Regions from separate parts of the Mus musculus genome. Here region 1 is linked to region 2. A link is a loop called in an ENCODE intact Hi-C map of the cell type or tissue named here. Cell type or tissue: left cerebral cortex. All regions are shown on one strand. Each heading gives the region's core, and the rest is flanking DNA. Links, peaks and the distances in the headings are about the cores only.

Region 1 (2,927 bases), core at 282-2,781, 120 kb after region 2:
CATCTAGGACATAACCCATTTTAGGAAGTGTTATTTATAATAGAGATGAATTTGCATGAGTTGATTCCCTTGTGAATGGTATCTCCCTGTTAAAAATCATGGCTCCACAAAAGCATGCCTGATGAAAAGTCATATATTTCAATGTCTTATAAGGAAGACATCAGCTGCTTGTTGTTCCTAGTTTTTCTCTATAATGTTTGTATAGGATTTTTCTATGCTATTTATGGTGTCTCCTTTTTGTGCAAAGGGACAAGCATGTTTATTGCCCAATACAGAAGATTCTATAAGCCTGAGTTCCCTAAATTCAGCCTTCTACAATGCAGCTCACGTCATGTGCAGATGGCATTTGGCTGACCTTTCATAGCTCTGTAAGATTTTGGAATTCAAAATTGTAAAAGCATAGACACTCCGGTTATTGTTTTTACTGTGAATAATAAATTTGCTTTCATCTCTAATCTCATAGTTTCACCTGTATCCATAAAACTATGCTAGCCTAAGTTGTTAATTGGCAAATGGGTGAATCGCAGATCATTCACAGTTCCCTATAACAACTTTAGTTACATTTACTCTCCTCTTTTTTTTTTTAACACCATACCATTTAGCCTTCGAAAAATGTAGTTCCAAACACATTCTTTTTGTGTAATTGTTTTATGTGCTAATTTTGTTTCCCACCTACGTTCTAGGTATTAAGACCAAGAATCTTGCTGGTAATTGTTATTTATGCAGTAACCGCTGGCAAAAGAGTGTGTACCATAGATGGGGCTTGAAATGTATTTTGTGGTTGACCAGCAGAGTTAACTCACTCCATTAGTGTATGCCATTGAGTTTCTTGCCTTGAATTTCTTATGATAAACGCCAACTATAGATTTAGTCTCTGAGAAATAGAAAAGCACTAATGAGAGAGGAAGAAGCTGTTTGTTTTTTGGACAGTTAGGATGCAAGATATAGGCATTCCTTAATCAGTTGGACATCATTGACTAAGGGGTCAATTAAAAAATGATTTTGAACCCCACATTTCTCAAGATATCCAGCTGAGTCTGGTTTTTTTGGATTGCTAATAATTATATTTCATCTGTTTAACAACCAGAATGAGTCTATGATTTTATAGACTTTCATACTTTTGGGAAATCATCTATACATAAATGGCATATCCTTTGACATTTGATACTGCTTTTATTTTCATAAGTTTACCAATATATATATATTTATATTAGAAATTTAAATGTTTATAGATGTATTTTCACTAGGCTCTTTACTCTCTTCAATGGTCTAGATTATTTGATGATTTAAATAATTTAGTTTTCCATAGCGAAATATGGAGACTGAAAAGGTTTTCTCCTCTTAGTGTTAAATGACTAGAACTCTCGGTTCTGTCTTTTGGCTCTAACTCTGAGTGAGTCTGTACTCCCTGACCTCATAATACTCACCAAACTGACTTTTTTTTCTCTCTTCTTTTCCTCCTGTCTGTCTCCTCCTTTCTTCCCCCTCCTCTTTTTCCTCCTCTCTCTTCCTACTTCTCTCTGGCTTACTCTACTTTTAACCCCTTTCTACTGCTCTTCTGTTTAAAATAGATAGCAACACAATCAGTTCCATCTTCCAGAGGGCAAGTGGTATCTCTGAGCAGGTGTGACACAGTTATCATTTGCTAACTTTAGCTTTGTGAAATTTGCATTTTTCCAACTTTAGATTTTTGACTTCTGGCCATCCCTTCTCAATTTGAAAAAGTATTTCATTTTTGAATTTGAGTATGCTGCCACCATGTGGTTGCCAGTTATTTGCTTTTCATGGGCTCCTAACTCAAACTTCTGCTTGGAGACTATGTCAGTCAGGGTAGGGTAGGGTAGGGTAGGGTAGGGTAGGGTAGTGTGATGATTGATGCCTGTTAATAGGTGAAGGTACTGAGTATGAGATGGGGTAGGAGTTAATTTTCATAGAGTGTCAGGAAGACATTGAAGAATAAAAACTGGGCTATAAAATGTAGATAGGAGAAAAATAGTCTGAGGTTCACATAATGTAATTAGGAAATAGTACAGTGGAGGAAACAAGTAATTAAAAAGAAAGAAGAAAGAAGAAAGAAAGGAAGAAAGAAAGACACAATTAAGAGAATCAGATCACTGAAACTACTTTCATCTTTTTGTCTTTTTTCTCTTGTCAATGTGCATGTATATACGTGTGTATTTGTGTGCGCATATTCATATATGAATGAGTGCATACCTGTGTGTTTAAGTGTGCCTGTTTCATATATCTATGAGTGTGTGTGTGTGTGTGTGTGTGTGTGTGTGTGTGTGTGTGTAGGCAAGAGTAAAGTTCAGTTGTCATTCCTTGGGAGCCATCCACCTTTAGTTTTGAGACATGTTCTTTCACTTGTCTGGAGCTGGCTTTGTAGGATGGGATAGCTGGGATGAGGTATACAGGTAAGAAGTACAAATGTGCACTTCCTATTTTCCATTGCCAAGGCCAGAGTTGAAGTGAAAGCTGACTGAAAATGCAGCTCATTCACTGAAGTTCATTGTCAGGACATGGATGTGCTTGTCTATGGATCCCAACTGGCAGTAGAATTAGTTAGGGAAGAGGCCAAGTCTTATTTATTTTTACATAATTTACATTACATCCCAGTCTCATCCCTACTACTCTCCTCTCTTCCCAGTCCTACCCTTACAATTTCCTTATGCATTACCTTCCCCTTCTCCTCAGAGAGAGGAAAGCCCCCCATAGGTACCACCTCACTTTGGGACATCGAAGACCAAGCTGCACATCTGCTACAAACGGGGAGAGGGTAGGTATAGCCCCTTGCATGCCTTGGTCCCAGGTTAGTTGACTCTGTGGATCTTCTTGTGGTGTTCTTGACCCTTCCATCTCACTCAATTTTATACCCCACTCTTTAACAAGACTTCCCAAGCTCTACCTGATGTTTGGTTGTGGGTTTC
Region 2 (2,927 bases), core at 96-2,595:
TAAACCCAACAAAACCAGCAGTGGTTTTGTGACTAGTTGTAAAATGGCATCCATTTCTTAAGTTGTTCTCATAAATATTTTATTTTCTAAAAGTTCTTTGGGGTATGAAAAAGTGCTTCATATTTTTTTTTCTGATTTATTTTATACCTTCAGCTCACACTGATGAATAAAAGGAAAATATGTGTTGTTCTGTCGAAGGCATTACTTTGGAAGAGGCTTTGCAATATTATTTGTTCAAACACTAATAAATATATCTTTACCATCAAACATATAGATGGCATAATTTTGGGAGAGTTAGCAAGTACTTCCTTTAAACCCAGGATCCGTGAGAACTTAGGCTAGTTGGAATAATGTTTTAGTTGACATTTTCAGCATGGCATTCAAATGGTGTATTTATGTGAAAGGACAAGGAGAGGTGTGCACATTACTACAATACAGAAGGATTGAAGGAAGAATGAAAAAGATAGGAATTAATCTGCAGCACAAAGGATCATGATCGGCCTTAGGGACAGAACAATTGTTTGACAGGGTTCTTCAGATCACTGACGGAGATTATTGAAACAAATGTAGAATTGCTTTTTTAAATTCTCTTTTGGAAATAAGATTTTATTTTGACTGTGAGTTAGTTTGTCATCTCATTCAGGGAATCCATGAATATGCATGACAGATGACTCTTTTCAAAGCCACATATTTAGCTTTCTAGCCACTTGGGTTATTTATTTATTTATTTATTTATTTATGTAATGACATAATTTAGGGCAGCACCAATGATTTCTAAAAGAAAAATGCTTAACTGCATTTTTCAAGAAATCGCATTTCCAAACATACGTGCCCTTTTATGTGATGAAACATTTATTGAATTCTGTGATATTTCAGTGATATTTTACTAATTTTTAAAAGGTTGAAAGATTGATGTTGGGTCTCATTTCTTCAGTTATTAAACTAAGGCAGTAGGATGAAAGCGATTGAAGGTGCAAGGAAAGACGCTGTTTGCAATAAGATGATCATAGAACTACTTAGCCTTCATACTCAGTCACAGAGAGGAAAAAGCTCCAATATATTAACAACCACTAGATGTCTCTGAACTCCCTTGTAAAGAATTTTAGTTTTCCTCCATCTTGTTTTTTTTTTTTTTTTTTGAGACATTTGCCTCCATGCCTTTTCTTTTTCTAGATATTTAAATTTTCAGAGCATATTTGCTGAAAGGCAGATATTAACTATATGAGTGGTTACAAATGTAAATCTGTATTTTGTCTATTAAACTTGGGAATGCCTGTGTCCTTTATTACCATTTAGAAAGTAGAATTTCTAATTTTTACAGACTCATTAAAAATATAGCCATTTATTTTATAATTCAATATGTTAATTTAATGGGTTTTAGGTAAAATTTTCTCTTATGCTAAAATTTGATTTCTCTTCTAACTAGTGGACAACTTTTACTTATATTTCTGGAATTAGAGTACAAGTCATATATTTAAAATATGCATATATTTATATCATCTTTTTACATTACATTAATATCAATAGTTATAGAGTTGTAAAAATGGTTTATTAATATTTGTAGAGCATCTACCTCCATTTGTTTTAAAAATAATTTTCTTTTTAGTGAGTCATTTTCACAATCTAGGGAGAGAATCCACCATCTTGAGAGAGACAGCTGTGAGTTCTGTAATAAACAACACTGGAAAATCATTGAAAAATCTTATCTTTGAGATACAGGATGCAATTTGATTCGTTTTGTGACTATAGTTGTGTTTAAATTGAAATCTTTCTAATGATTGAACTCAGCTTACTAAAAAGATTTTTCTTTCCCAGACACATCACTAAATAATGTGAAATCTTTCTTAGAAAAAAAATGCAAGAACATTAATAGTTATATTTTGTAAGAACATTAATAGTTATATTTTATGTGCTAATCTCAAAGTACTGAATTCATGACATCTGACTTAACTAACACACACAAAGTGCCGAAAGGAATGAATTCCCCCTTTCAAATATGCCACACTTTGAAAGGCTTTGGCTAAAGGTTGAAGATTTTGAAGCTCTTCTCCATTTAAAACTGCTGGCTGTACAAAAGAGAAAATAAGATTCACTTCCATCTCTCTGTGCTAAAAAGATCGTGAATTTTTCGCAGAGAAATTGTGTGGTCTTTAAGTAAGTAATCAGCCTCTATTGAACTCCATAAACAAGTAGGAAGGAAGCACATGCTGAACTCGGATTTTTAAGCTCAGAGCATAGGAATTGCCTTCCACTCTCATCTCGGTGCTGGGGGATCCTAGAATAGGACCTTAGTATTTGGTTGTTCAAAAACTACTAATATGCTGTACTTATTATGTAAGTTGTCTTTTATAGGATGCCGACCTGTCTCCTTATCAACATTAGCTCATTAATTTTCTTGCCATCTCTGTTCATTTGTTAGTGACTGATGGGACATAGCATGTTGAAGAGAATCTGAGACTTTTAAAGGCCATAAGACATTGGTCAGTTCATTGGACAGTGCACATGGGAAAGGAACCTAGCCTTCAATCAGTAATGCCTTAATCTTTCTTAGTTTTCTTCTAGGTAGTTAAAGAAGAAAAAGTAAAATTTAATTCTCAGTTTCCTCTATAGGATGACCTTGGTTCTTAATTTTAGTTAAATTTTTTTACCTTTCAATTGCTGAAGAACACTTTTTTTTCTCGTCAGTCAGCTCAGGAAGCTGTGTGTTGCTTTGCCCGTGGCCAAGAACATTACAGTTGAAGCTGAGTATTAGTAATTAATCATTACAATTACCCTGTCTTTTGTAGTAGTTTAAATGAGTTTTGGCGATAGCATCTCAGAGAATCACACACTGTTGAATACTGGGTAATAAAAATTTCATGTTATTAGTTTGTTTTCAAATCACATCTTTATTATTAATGAAATTGTGCCTTATTTAAAAGTAATAA

The links. A loop is a pair of places that touch in the nucleus more often than their neighbours do. Peaks named below come from ENCODE experiments on the same cell type or tissue, not always from the same donor. Only the 100,000 strongest peaks of a DNase experiment are listed, where the experiment ranks them.
Region 1: it touches region 2 in a loop (14-fold over the local background); 9 of 42 quality-filtered maps call a loop at or near these places.

What each region holds. Positions count from the first base shown.
Region 1 is chrX:47,702,091-47,705,017 of GRCm38, reverse strand. No RefSeq gene overlaps it. Among named protein-coding and RNA genes, the nearest start is that of Smarca1, 190 kb to the left of the region's middle. In left cerebral cortex, for the core only: a CTCF peak has its summit at 1,741 (motif pointing left); a DNase peak (open chromatin) is centred at 1,738.
Region 2 is chrX:47,818,905-47,821,831 of GRCm38, reverse strand. The region is part of intron 22 of Smarca1 (SWI/SNF related, matrix associated, actin dependent regulator of chromatin, subfamily a, member 1); the gene reads left to right. Among named protein-coding and RNA genes, the nearest start is that of Smarca1, 72 kb to the left of the region's middle. In left cerebral cortex, for the core only: a CTCF peak has its summit at 1,066; DNase peaks (open chromatin) are centred at 1,015 and 2,204.